Regions from separate parts of the Homo sapiens genome. Here region 1 is linked to region 2. The links are chromatin contacts, found by Hi-C in ENCODE. All regions are on one chromosome and are shown on one strand. Each heading gives the region's core, a stretch centred on a gene start or an enhancer-like site at or near the end of the contact. The rest is flanking DNA. Distances are from core to core; before and after follow the strand shown. Region 1 holds the start of AP1AR (adaptor related protein complex 1 associated regulatory protein). Region 2 holds the start of OSTC (oligosaccharyltransferase complex non-catalytic subunit).

Evidence for each region. Hi-C counts contacts between places; a loop is a spot of excess contacts on that map. Pooled maps may share reads with other maps.
Region 1: a loop to region 2 is called in a pooled map, with 17 times the contacts of the local background. The contact joins the promoter of AP1AR here to the promoter of OSTC in region 2. A Hi-C loop is called at or near these places in 8 of 50 pooled maps.

The regions. Positions count from the first base shown.
Region 1 is chr4:112,227,929-112,234,577 of GRCh38, reverse strand. It overlaps AP1AR (adaptor related protein complex 1 associated regulatory protein), which reads right to left and starts at 2,791. Exons shown (of 10, transcript NM_018569.6): 1 at 2,404-2,791. The coding sequence starts at 2,486. It overlaps AP1AR-DT (AP1AR divergent transcript), which reads left to right and starts at 2,428. Exons shown (of 1, transcript NR_186684.1): 1 at 2,428-5,017. RefSeq lists enhancers at 1,997-2,046, 2,071-3,018 and silencers at 2,257-2,526, 2,687-2,966.
Region 2 is chr4:108,648,464-108,654,334 of GRCh38, reverse strand. It overlaps OSTC (oligosaccharyltransferase complex non-catalytic subunit), which reads right to left and starts at 3,736. Exons shown (of 4, transcript NM_021227.4): 1 at 3,541-3,736. The coding sequence starts at 3,679. It also overlaps the pseudogene RNU6-431P. RefSeq lists enhancers at 826-1,340, 2,783-2,832, 3,447-3,796.

The sequences.
Region 1 (6,649 bases), core at 1,542-4,041, 3.6 Mb before region 2:
ATTAAAATTGATGTTAAACAATAAGTTAATCAGAAAATTCAAGTAAGGGAACCGTCAAATCCTGTTTATAGACTTAAAGTAATAGGATCAATATCACCATTATATAATTTTAGATGACAGTGTCCACAACCTATAAACTCTCACTGCCTCCACAGGACTTGTTCAAAGAGCTTTGCCCACAAACAGTAAAAATCCAACCACAAGTTGAGTATACCTAACCCCAAAACCCAAAATCTGAAATGTTCCAAAATCTGAAACTTTTTGAGTGCCAACATGTTACTCAAAGAAAATGTTCATTGGAGAATTCTGGATTTCAGATTTTCAGATACTACACCAGTATATAATGCATATATTCCAAAATCTGAATAAAAATCTGAACTCCAAAGCAAGTATTTCAGATAAGAAATACTCAACCTGCTGGCCGGGCGCGGTGGCTCATGCCTGTAATCCCAGCACTTTGGGAGGCCAAGGCTGGCGAATCATGAGGTCAGGAGATCAAGACCATTCTGGCTAACAGGGTGAAACCCGGTCTCTACTAAAAATACAAAAAAATTAGCCGGGCATGGTGGCGGGCGCCTGCAGTCCCAGCTACTCAGGAGGCTGAGGCAGGAGAATGGCGTGAACCCGGGAGGCGAAGGTTGCAGTGAGCCGAGATCGCGCGCCACTGCACTCCAGCCTGGGCGACAGAGCGAGACTCCGTCTCAAAAAAAAAGAAAGAAATACTCCACCTGCTTATGTTTTTATGGCATATCTACAGACAATTAACACTCACGCTGATTCATGGATTTCCTCCTGCCACCTCCCTGTGCTGCCAAGCTCACGAGCTGAGGGAGTAGAACCTACAATTTTAATGCCGTACTCTACGGAGACCCCATGAAAAAAACAAAACTAAAGTCCACAGACACATCATGTAGTCCAAAGTCAAATATAAAGTTTTTTGCTTATCCATTTAGAATGTAAGTACTGCTCCCTCACCAACCAACTTTCTTGGAGTTAGAATTTAACGCCCTGTAACACAACTACAAATAATAGTAAAAGCCAAAGATTGTGTGGCATCTAGTTATTGGGCAAGCCTACTTAAGCAGCTTGACCTTGTAAGTTTCATTCACACACAAAAATTATAAATACTTAAACCAGATGATCCTGGATGACAAGATAAAACAACTGTCATGTCCCACTCAAGAGTAATAACTCATAAATTAGGGAAATCGAAATATTACACTAGGCACAAACTGCAAATCCTTGCCCTTCCATTCTAGGGATACTTAGTGTAAAACCTTAGCTATTTTGTATCAGAGAGGTGACACAATGCCTAATTAATGAATGAGAATCCTATATTTTATAAGATCTCCATTACCAAAGATTCAAATTATGATCATTTACTGCAATTTATTTATGTTGAACATCTTATTACCCAATAATGTTAGTTAAATGGAACAGATTATGAAAAATTAGCAATCTGTTTCAGAAAGTGCAAAACAGTCTTAGTCCTTACACAAACTGGCTTGGTTCAGATTTTCAATTCTAGGTTTGAATTCCGGAGGGACATTTAATAACAACAAAGCCAACCCCAAAGGAATTTGCTCTAATTTTTTCAATATATATGAAATAAAAAAACACAAAAACGGAATTATGAAATTACTATTCTGTGGATGGTGCATATACAAAACCTAAGCAATATCCCAGGTTTACTCAAGAGAAGTGAAGTTCAGAAGGACTGCAATTTACCTAATGTTACAGGACGTTTGAGTAGCAATCAGGGCAAGGAATTCCTCTCGAAATTTCAAAAACTTAATACGAAAAAATTACACATTGTCCCTGTAGTTATGAGCACCAAGAATCTGAATGCCCATTGGGAACTCTGCAATTCAGCAAGTCTTTGTAGCTACCAGAGTTCATCAGTATCTGGAACCTTATTTTACTCCAGCATCCAAATGACTTCTACTTAAAATCAATCTGAGGCATTAACTCCGGAGCCAGATCCCACCTGCTCTGCCAGGGCTAAAGAGAGGGTCAGATACAGGGATACTAGCTTTGGCGTTAAACCTAAGCTCAGCGCAGGGTGTGTCCAGGTTGCCGTGGAGCCGGTCCTACAGCCCATTAGCGCGAAGCTACCCCTTGTTTCCTGGAGATGATGTCTCCCGTGACTCCTTCCCCGCGTGACAGGGCGCCCTGGCAGGAGGGACACCCCGCCCCCTCTTCTACCTCTTTCCGAGGAGGCCCCAAGACCGGACCCCAGACTGGGCCTCCAAGACGACCACCAGTCTGACGTCTGCTAAGCAGTGAGTGTAGCAGGGCTCTCGACCGCCACCTCCAGCCGCCGGGGGACGGTGAAAGGGATTCCCCGCCGGGGGCCGAAGAGGAGGAGCCACGGGGGCCGGGCCCCTCCCCCAGCGGGCTTACCCTCCGCCGCCGCCTACTCGCTGCAGCCGCCCCGCTTCCTTGCGAAGCAGTCCGAAGCACTGCGTCCAGCAGCAGTTCCCCATCGCATGCCGCCCAGGCGCCGCCGCTCCTCCTCCTCCTCCCGCTCAATGCCCAAACCCAGGCCCGGCAGCTGCATCCGCACGGCACGAGCCGAAATGGGGTTCAAGGACCGAGGGCGGGCCGGCCAGAGCCCGGCGGCGTGAGGGCACGGGGCGACGAAAGACGAGGCGCTAGGGAACAAAGGCAGTGTTTACTCCAGCGGCCGCAGAGCCACCGCTGCGCGAGGGAGGAGCACCGGGCTCAAGGCTCTGGACTCCCTCGCCGTCCGCATGGCCCTTCTCGCCTCAGCTCCTAGCCCAGCGTGAGTGACCGCCTCCAGCTGCCGAAGGAGGCCAGTCCCCGCGAGCCGAGCACCCTGGCCCCGCCCCCAGCGCGCCCAGGCCCCTGCTCGCCGCCAACGCTGCCACACCCCCGGCCTCTCCCGCGCCCCAATTGGGCGCGCTACCTCGGTGCCCCGCCTTCTCTGGCGACCGGCCTGTGCGTCACTTCCGCTCGCTCCTGGTTCAGCCGCCTCTGCCTGCGAGACGGTTCAATTCCTGCGTGCGGACGTTTGTTTTGTTGGACCTTGACCTGACTAGGAAATTTCCCTCTCTCATTGCAGTTTCGGGCATCCTCGTCCGGAGCACGCTGGGCGTGGCATGGCTAAGGCTCAGCCTTCGAACTTTGTATCAAAGGCGTGTGAGGAGCCAGAGTCCCAGGCCGGAAGTCATAAGTGCGAAGGGGCGTTTCTCTGCACGGTGTGCTTAGTTTTTGTTAATACTGCACCATAAGCGGAAAATAGACTCGGGAACTGATTGAGGTTACTTTGAACGCACCAAGATTTTTTTCCGGTCTCTGGTTTGTGTCTTAATTTCCATACTGTTAATGTTTTAGGGAAACGTAATAATGGTGCATTATTGTCCTCGTTTTGTTTGAAAATCAGATCTTCACATAATTTTGGGTTGGGTAGTTGGGGTTCAGAGGAAATTGGCAAGAGGGCTGGGGTTTTTCGGGGACGTCAGCGTTGCCATTCCAAGCATGCTGCCCAGAACTGCTGTAGATGGGAAGAGAAAGCTGCTCTAATGTGTCCGCAGCCCTCTCAAGTGCTACCATATAATTCGCGTCTTGTTTGGCCTCAAGACAGTTGGCCTCACAATAGATATAAGATGTGGTTTAGTAGACACCTCGTCCAGTGGATAGGAGGATGCTCTCATGGACTGGACACATCAAGTTTTTAGCCTGTTTAATTAAACCTAGAAAAATTGTTACATTTTAGAAAGTTTTTATTGATGATAAAATGTTCTCTGAACTCATTTTCTTGCTTCTTTAAATACGTATCTGGTTTCAATCTTAGCACTGCTACTTACTAATGTTTATTTTATTTGGGTTTTAGTTGTTTTGTAATCAGAAGCATAGGATAACATTTGTCCCAATGGTTTGCTTTCAGTGAATGTTGGGATGACCGAATGACTTCCTAGTGAAAGCATTTTCTTTTCTCCTTCCAACCCCTGAAATTAGACAAATGTATTAATGAAATAATCATTAAAATTCAACTATAAATGTTTACAGAAACTGGTACATCTATCCTATGGAATATTTAGTAACAAATAGGAACACAGTATTGATGAACACACCCTGAAATGAATCTGTAGGAAATTATGGTTAAAGAAAAAGCCAATCTCAAATGCTTATATACTGTGTAATTCCATTATGTAACATCTCAGAATTGATAAATTTATGTAAGTGGACAACAGAATAATTGATTGCCATGGGTCAGGGAATGGAAATCCTGCATCTTGTCTATATTAATGTCAGTATTCTGGTTGTGATATTGCAATAGTTTTGTAACATGTCACCACTGGGGGAAACTAGATTAAAGATATACACGGTCATCTGTATATTATTTCTTAAAACTGCATGTGACACAATTGTCTCAATATAAAAAGTTTGATTAAAAAAATGCAGCTATAGACTTGACAGCACTTCCTATAGACATTCTATAAACCGTTATTAAAACTGAATCTCACTTAAAAATAATTTTTTTATAGTAAATCTGTTCTCTCAGTTAAGGATATGAATGATCCTCAGAAGCAATACAAATGAATAAGACATTTAAAAACTTCACTAAGCAAAATAATGCAAATTAAAATGCATGTTTTAGTCATTTGTATTGATTCACTTGTCAAGTTAACAAAGCTTTACAGTTAGAAATATTCAGTATTTGCAAGGATACAATGAAATGGTACTATTCTAAACTGCTGCAGATAATGAAACTCATTCTGAGAAATTATTTGGAAATACCAAGAGCCAGAAACAAACTAAATGCTCAAAAATTGAAGGATGATTAAATTTGCTGGTGTATTCTTGTTATATAGACATAATAAATATATTTTTTAAAACAATATGGAAAAATGCTTGCTGAATAATGTGTGAAAAATCAGGATAGAAAATTATATGTATGTTCCAAATGATGTTTAAAACAAAACATATACATTCTTACATTCTTTCTTACACGTGTTTCTTGAAAATAAAGGCTGGATGGTAAATATCAAAATGCTAACAGTAATTATTTCAAGACTGTGAATGTTGGGAGCTTTATTTCTCTTCTCTATTTTCTCAATTTTGACAATTATTATTTAATACTTCTGTAATCAGAAAAAAATGTTTAAATCTGACCCTTCAGTAGAAAAGGTTGATAACCAGTTCAATTAGAGTTTGATCACAAATGCAAGCATTTAGAAATGCAGAATTTTGCCCCGCAGTTCAGCTAAAACCAGGTTCTTGTCACATGACAAGGAAAACTTAGACACGTGGACACATTGAAGGGTGAGTAGAGCAGGATTTTATTGGGCAAAAGGAAAAAGAAAAAACTCACCAAAGCGAGATAGAGTCCTGTTATCAGGCCCCCACCTCATAGACTGAATCCCAGGCTACTGCACAGGGACTGAAAAGGCACCTCACAGATTGAATCCCAAGCCACCACATAGGAACTGAAGAGGCCAGCCTCCTTCCCCTGCCCTGGTTCCACCCCATTCCCCCAGTGCGCATATGGGCATGTTCACACAAGGCACTGGGCAGGTTCCCTCATCTGCACAAAAGCATCTGATGTGAACACTTGTGGGGCAGGTGGGAGATTTTTCTGGGGACCCCTTTTTGTCTGCCTAGGCATTTGGCTGTCTCCGAAAGTAATGATAACTTGAATATGGGTAGATTATAATAAATTCAGGGGAGCTACTTAATTTTTTTTCTACAAATGTATTAAATAAATTACCAAGCTAATCTTAGAGGTTATTGGAATTTATCATTGTGCAATTTTTCACCAAATTTGACATCAAGAATCTTCATGGTAAGTTTTAAGACTTTTTAAACATTCAGTTAAGTGATGATCTGCTTTTAGTTAAACAGAATTAGCAGGGAAAAAACCCGTAACTGGAATGGATGTTTGAGAGGCAGATAAACTTCATTTTATGGTTGAGAAAGAGTAGTCTTTGAGGAATTAAATGATTTGCTCAAGGTCATACAATGAATTAAAAGTATAATATGAAGAAATCTCAGGCCTCCTGACAGACTTGTGCCTTCTGCCATGCTTCAGTACTGCTTCCTCGACTCTTACATTTGGACATGGGTATAAAATCAGTAACGACCATAGTCACATGTATTCTGATAAGATTTATAAGTTTAATTCATCATTGCTAGAGAGTTCATTTAGAGCTGGGTGTGGTGGCACGTAACTGTAGTCCCAGCTACTCAGAAGGTGGAGGTAGGAGGATGGTTTGAGCCCAGGAGTTTGCGTTCAGCCTGGGGAACATAGCAAGACCTCATCATTTCAAAAAGTTCATTTATATGACAGTTGGCTACGCAGAATATTTAACTTGTCAGTAAGATACACAAACACTTAGATTATCTACAGTGGGACCAAGCACAGTGGCTTACGCCTGTAATCCCAGAATTTTCGGAGGCTGAGGTGGGCAGATGGCTTGAGTCCAGGAGTTCGAGACCAGCCTTGGCAACATGGCAAGAGCCTGTCTCTACAAAAAATAGGTGTGGCGGCATGTGCCTGTATTCTCAGCTACTCAGGAGGCTGAGGTGGGAGAATTGCTTGAGCTCAGAAAGTCAAGGCTGCAATGAGCCGAGATCTAACCACTGCCCTCCAGCCTGGGTGACAAGCCAGACCTTGTCTCAAAAA
Region 2 (5,871 bases), core at 2,487-4,986:
TTCTATCTTTGCTTTCTGAAAGGGAGTCAGACTTTCTTCTGGAAGACTTAGGCAAACTTGCCATCTCCCCTTTCTTACTTACCCTTCATTCTTCAACTCAATCCAATCTGGCTTCTGCAACCATTGATACTGCTCTTTCTAAGGTCACCAATGATCTCCATGTTGTCAAATTCAATAGACACTTTTCAGTTCTCATCTTAGGGGACTTCTCAGAAGCACTCAATCCAGTTTACTAAACCAATTTCTTGAAAAACACCTCTTCTTATGGCTTTTGTGATACTCCTCTTCATGTTTTCTTGCTACCTCTCTATTGGGCCTCTTCTTTTATAAAAGAACTAAATGTTGGAGGCCCTCAGGGATTGGTCCACTGTCCTCTTCTACTTTTCTCCAAAATGAACTCCCAGGGCTTTCAATTTCATGTGCTAAAGACTCTCAATGTGATGTGCCAAGGCCTCTCAAATAATGCCAGTACCATTAGAATTACATGTAAGCTCCTCAAGAACAGAGACTTTGGACTTTGCCTATACTCTTCAATGTCTCATGGGAGTTCCAGAAATGTCTGTTAGTTGACCAACTTCAACACAGGCCTCTTTTCTCAGGTCTAGACTCCCATCTGCACATGTGACATATCCAACTAATTTTACCCCAAAACAACCTCTGGTGCACCATTTTCCACCAAAAACTTTGTTTTCTCAATCTCAGGAAATGATACTTCCATCTATTCAGGAGCTCAAACCAGAAACCTGTAAGATTCCTTCCCACTTCATTCTTCCCCTACACCCAGTGAATTCAAGACCTACTGAATCTACTTCCAACATATCTTTCATTATATTATCCTAATCTCCACTACCATAAACCTTGTATAGTCTAAGTCAACTACAAAGGCCACCTAATTGGTCTTTTGGTCTCACATTTGCCCTACGTTTCCCTCTGCCTAGCATATCCTTTCCCCGAACTCTTCAGATTTTGGCTTACATATCATTTCCTCAGGAATCATATCGAATCCAATCCAGATGATGCTTCCAACTCCCTTTAGTTTCTCAAAAACCTCTTGTTCTTTTCTTTCACTGTATTTATAACCATTGTTTGTTTGTTTTTATTTTTTGAGAGAGGGTCGGGTCTTGCTCTGTCACCCTGGCTGGAGTGCAGTGGTGCCATCACAGCTTACTGCAGCCTCAGCTTCCCAGGCTCAGGCGATCCTCCCACTTCAAACTCCTGCACCATAGTCCCAGCTACTTGGGACTACAGGCGTGCGCCACCAGGCTCAGCTAATTTTGGGGTTTGTTTTTTGTTTCTGAAACAGGGCCTTGCTCTGTTGCCCAGGCTGGAGTGCAGTGGCACCATCTCGGCTCACTGCAACCTTCACCTCCCGGGTACAAGCAATTCTCCTGCCTCAGCCTCACAAGTAGCTGGGACTACAGGCGTGTACCACCACGCCTGGTTAATTTTTTGTATTTTCAGTAGAGACAGGGTTTCGCCATGTTGCCCAGGCTGGCCTCGAACTCCTGGGCTCAAATGATCCAACTGGCTCAGGCTCCCAAAGTGTTGGATTACAGGCGTGAGCCACTGCGCCTGGCCTGTTTTTGTGAACATTTTTAACGGACAAAAAAATTAAGTGACATTTAATATGTCTCATCTATGACATTATAAGCTTCAGGAGGTCAGGGTCCTTATGTTTTGTTCTATTATCTCCAGTACCTAGTGCCTGAAACTTAACGGGACTCAGTATCTATTTGCTGACTATTTGTCAGCAACAAATAGTTTATTTATAAAGGTGCACTCAGTTTTTAGAAGAGACTTCTTCCCTTCCAGTGGCAAAACCAATTCATCATACAAGATACCTCATAGACCTGGCCACTAAAAAGCAACCTTTCCACTTTCCCCCAATGGTTGGGACAAAGAATCTCCCCATTACAATAATCAACAGGAGAAAAAAGAGGGCCACAAAGAAAACTGAGGCTTCTCGCAAAGAATCCGACTCCAAGGGAAGTAAGGGTTACAGGAAAGAAACTAGCATTATTCATTATTATTATTGAATAATGACTTTTTTTTTGTCCAACGACCTTCGTGAACTGTGCAAAAATATGGAACGCTTCACGAATTTGCGAGTCATTCTTGCACAGGGGCCATGGTAATCTTCTCCCTATCATTCCAATTTTAGTATATGTGCTGCCGAAGCGAGCACTCAATAATAATACTGAATTATTCTATATTATTTATTTTTAAAAGTCTATTATTTTTAAAAGCCACATGCATTTTAAATTTTGTTTATTCAGTACAGTAGCTATTAACTTGATGAGCAAATGTTAATGGTTAATGCTAATGCAATGCTAGATAGTATCTTGTTACCAAATAAGTATTTAAATGTAACTCAAATATTTAAATGTAATTTATTTAAATGAACGTAAGTTAATTCTCACTATTCTAGATTGGGGGAAGGAGGTAAATTCAAAGGTGCTTTCTAGAACTCAGCTCTCTCAGTTTGAATCCTCCCCCTTCAGTGCCAACTATTCTCACAAAACATCTATGAAAATAACAATTATATGGCCACTCCCTTAAAAGTAGAACTACTTTTGCTATCCCAAATCCGTAGCTTTAATTTTATAATTTCCAGGTTAAGTACACCACTTCCCAAAATCTAAATTAATTTTATAATTTCCAAGTTAAGTACACCACTTCCCCAAATCTAAATGTACACAGTAGCACAGTTCTAAGTAAATCTTGGAACTGTGGCCTGAAAGGGTAGTGGCTCTGAAAAGACTAGCCGGATTGCCAACTCACCAGTACATAAGGCAACGCCCCTTTGCAATTTTCTATTTGAAAAGGACAGAATAAGATGATAGACAATTCAGAAGCGTTTAATAGTAATGCTATTTATCTTATTTTTTTAATTCTCAACTTCTGCCCACTGAAATACAGTATCGTCTGCAAATCTCATCTCCAATCTCAAATATTTATCAAACCTGTGATTTCAGAAAATTCCATTGATATTTATTGTAGGTCATGCAAAAGGCAACACAGAACCCTAGGTTTGAGCCAACAAAACTAAAGATTGTCAAGTCTCTTCCAAGATTCCAGGACAAAGATAAGTTTAAAAGTCCCACAAGCTCTTGACCAACCATGGAAGCGGAGTTGGCCAAATTAGACCTTCCCAGGACCTTTATCAAACAACCAACCATGGAAACGGAGTTTGCCAAATTAGGCTTTCCCAGGACATTTATCAAACAACGTATGGCAAGCAACAAAAAGAGCAACAATTTGGCCTTGAAAAATATATTTGACTCGGATCCCTGGGATGGGAGGGCTAGAAGGAGAAGAAAGGCAATGGGAGTGAGAACACGAATTCTCTTAAGACAGGGCGTGAAGGCGAATAAACTTGGACGTTAACACTTCGGACCCCAGAACTCCCCTCCACCCTCAGAAAAGATCCAAAGCAGAGCTATGCTTCCCCCGGGGCTGAGAGTCAGCGGAACAGACGCGCCTCCCGGGGCGGGTCAGTTCTCCGCTCCTCAGCCTCTCGGGCCCGACAGCCCGAGTTACCTCCGGTGATGAGGAAGTAAGACACCACCACCAGAGCATACACAGTCATGGCCGACGGCATGTGCAACCAGGGCGGCTTCTTCAGCTTCAGGTTGGGACATTCGAGCACTAAGAACGGGACACGGTACAAAGTCTCCATGTTGGTGGCAGCAAGGGCCGTTCTCGGCCTCAAGCCCCACGCGCCTCCCGGAAACAGGCCCGCCCTCCCTAACAAGTGCGCGTGCGCGAGGAAAGGACCCGCAGATCCGTAAAGCTCGGAGGTGGTTACTATACTCATAGAAGAAAATAAGAAACTAAATAAAACAAATAAATGATATGAATAAAGTGTTGTAAATTATTTAATCTAATTAAACTTACATTGTGATAATGTACTCTACATTTTTCTAATGGATATATAGGTGATTTGTGTACCTTCAAGGACCTGCGGGACTTCTAACGTGGCCAAGCCGGAGAAGCGGAGGCCAAGGAATCTAGGTGAGCCCCGCCCACTCGCTGACGCAGGGGATTTGAAAGCTGATTGGACAGGGGGCGCTCCCGGTTCCCAGAGCGGGAGATGAATGGGAACTTTTGGATATAAATGCCTTTTATATTAGAGGTTTTTTCAAGGGTTAGGAAAAGCCGGAGGCTGCTGAGCTTTTACTTCCCGATGTAGTCGTGGTAATAATAAGAATTAATAATAGTTGCTAAAGTAATATGTTACCAATTTTTTTTAAACATCCAGCCTGGATCACAAATGTCAACAGGACATCTCTACAGGGATGCCTTAATGCTGATAGCTTGGCGTGACCATAATACTATTTTGAATAACTCATCCTCTCAACTTTGCTCTTCCCTTGGTCATCTGTATGTCGCTAAAAGGTAAAATCCCTCTGGCCAAAAATCTTAAAGTCGTCTGGATTTCTCTCCTTACTAACCTTCTGCATCCAAAATATTAGTAGGTCTCTTTGGCTGTACTACCAAAATATCTCCAATTCATCTGCCCCTCACCATTCCACCACTGACACCCTAGTGTGAACCACCGCCATCTCTGGTCTGGGCAACATTTACAATCCAAATAGATGAAAATATATGATGGAGAATTAGTCATTAGGGATGGACTAGAAGGTCTAAAAGATTTTTTGTTTTCTGTTTTGCTTTTCTTTTTTATATAATCTTTTAAGACTCTACAAATGTTAACTTCCTTTTGGAGCAAGAGTTAAGAGTCACTGATTACATAAGTCCAGAGCATATTGACACATTATAGAGCCAATGTTTTTATATTTTTTTATTTGCTTGTTACTAAGCCCGTGGTTATTTTTACAGGATGCCATGTATTGGTTCTGCACTTCTAATTAGCTAACAACTCAATTGTTAAGAAATTGCTTGAAGACGGTAATGAAAATACTATCAAAACATTGTAGTATCCAATTCTAAGTACAGTTGAGGCTTGCTGCCCTTACTGTTCATTAGTGAGAGTCTCTCCCAGAGTCATATTGCCTATGTCTTAACGGAGCCACACGAATCTTAGGTTATGTAAAGGCCAATGATAACACCAATAATGAATGCATTTACACCAAAACCAGCGTTTATATGTAGGAAGTTTCTCTGGGCACTGTAAAGCAGAATGTTTCTGAAATTCCCACAGTTTTATAAGTAAGGAACACTTTGGAACAATTAAAATATTTTGCTTTGGTATGAAGAAAAAAATAAAAATAAAACATTTTGCTTTGGAAAAACATAGGGATTAAAGGTTTTTAAATTTCCTTTATAGCTTAAAAAGGAATCTAACATTAATTAACCACTGCTTGGCAGGTACTATGTTAAGTGATTTACATTTGTGCTTATATACTCTTCATGACAATTCTGTTAGGTAAATACTAGTATAACTGCTTTACATATGACAAAAGTGGCTCCTGGGAAGGGAAATAAACTCAAAAAGTGTAGTATAGTCTGTGACTGGATGAGACCTAAAAGGCAATTGCTGTAGAAGTAAATAGATTTAAGACGTTTAAAATGGTATACGTTTATATACTTATCCTTCTTCCTGTGTATACTAGGGACACATAATTTCTACCTACATTGTGGAAAACATATAAATTATTAATATATAATTTTTAAATGAAAAATTAATTTCATAAATAATAAAACTGCCAAGTCAGAACACACTGCATTCATCTATATGTTAAATTATTACTATCACTTTCCAAAAAGTAAGTTTGCTCCAGGAACCAATTCATTATTATTTTTTAACCTCTTAAGCTTTGAAATATTTTTCAACATGAGTTTGTAATATTCTATAAGCCACGTATAAAAGAGACCTTTCATGAGTAAGATATGCATATCTGTTATCAT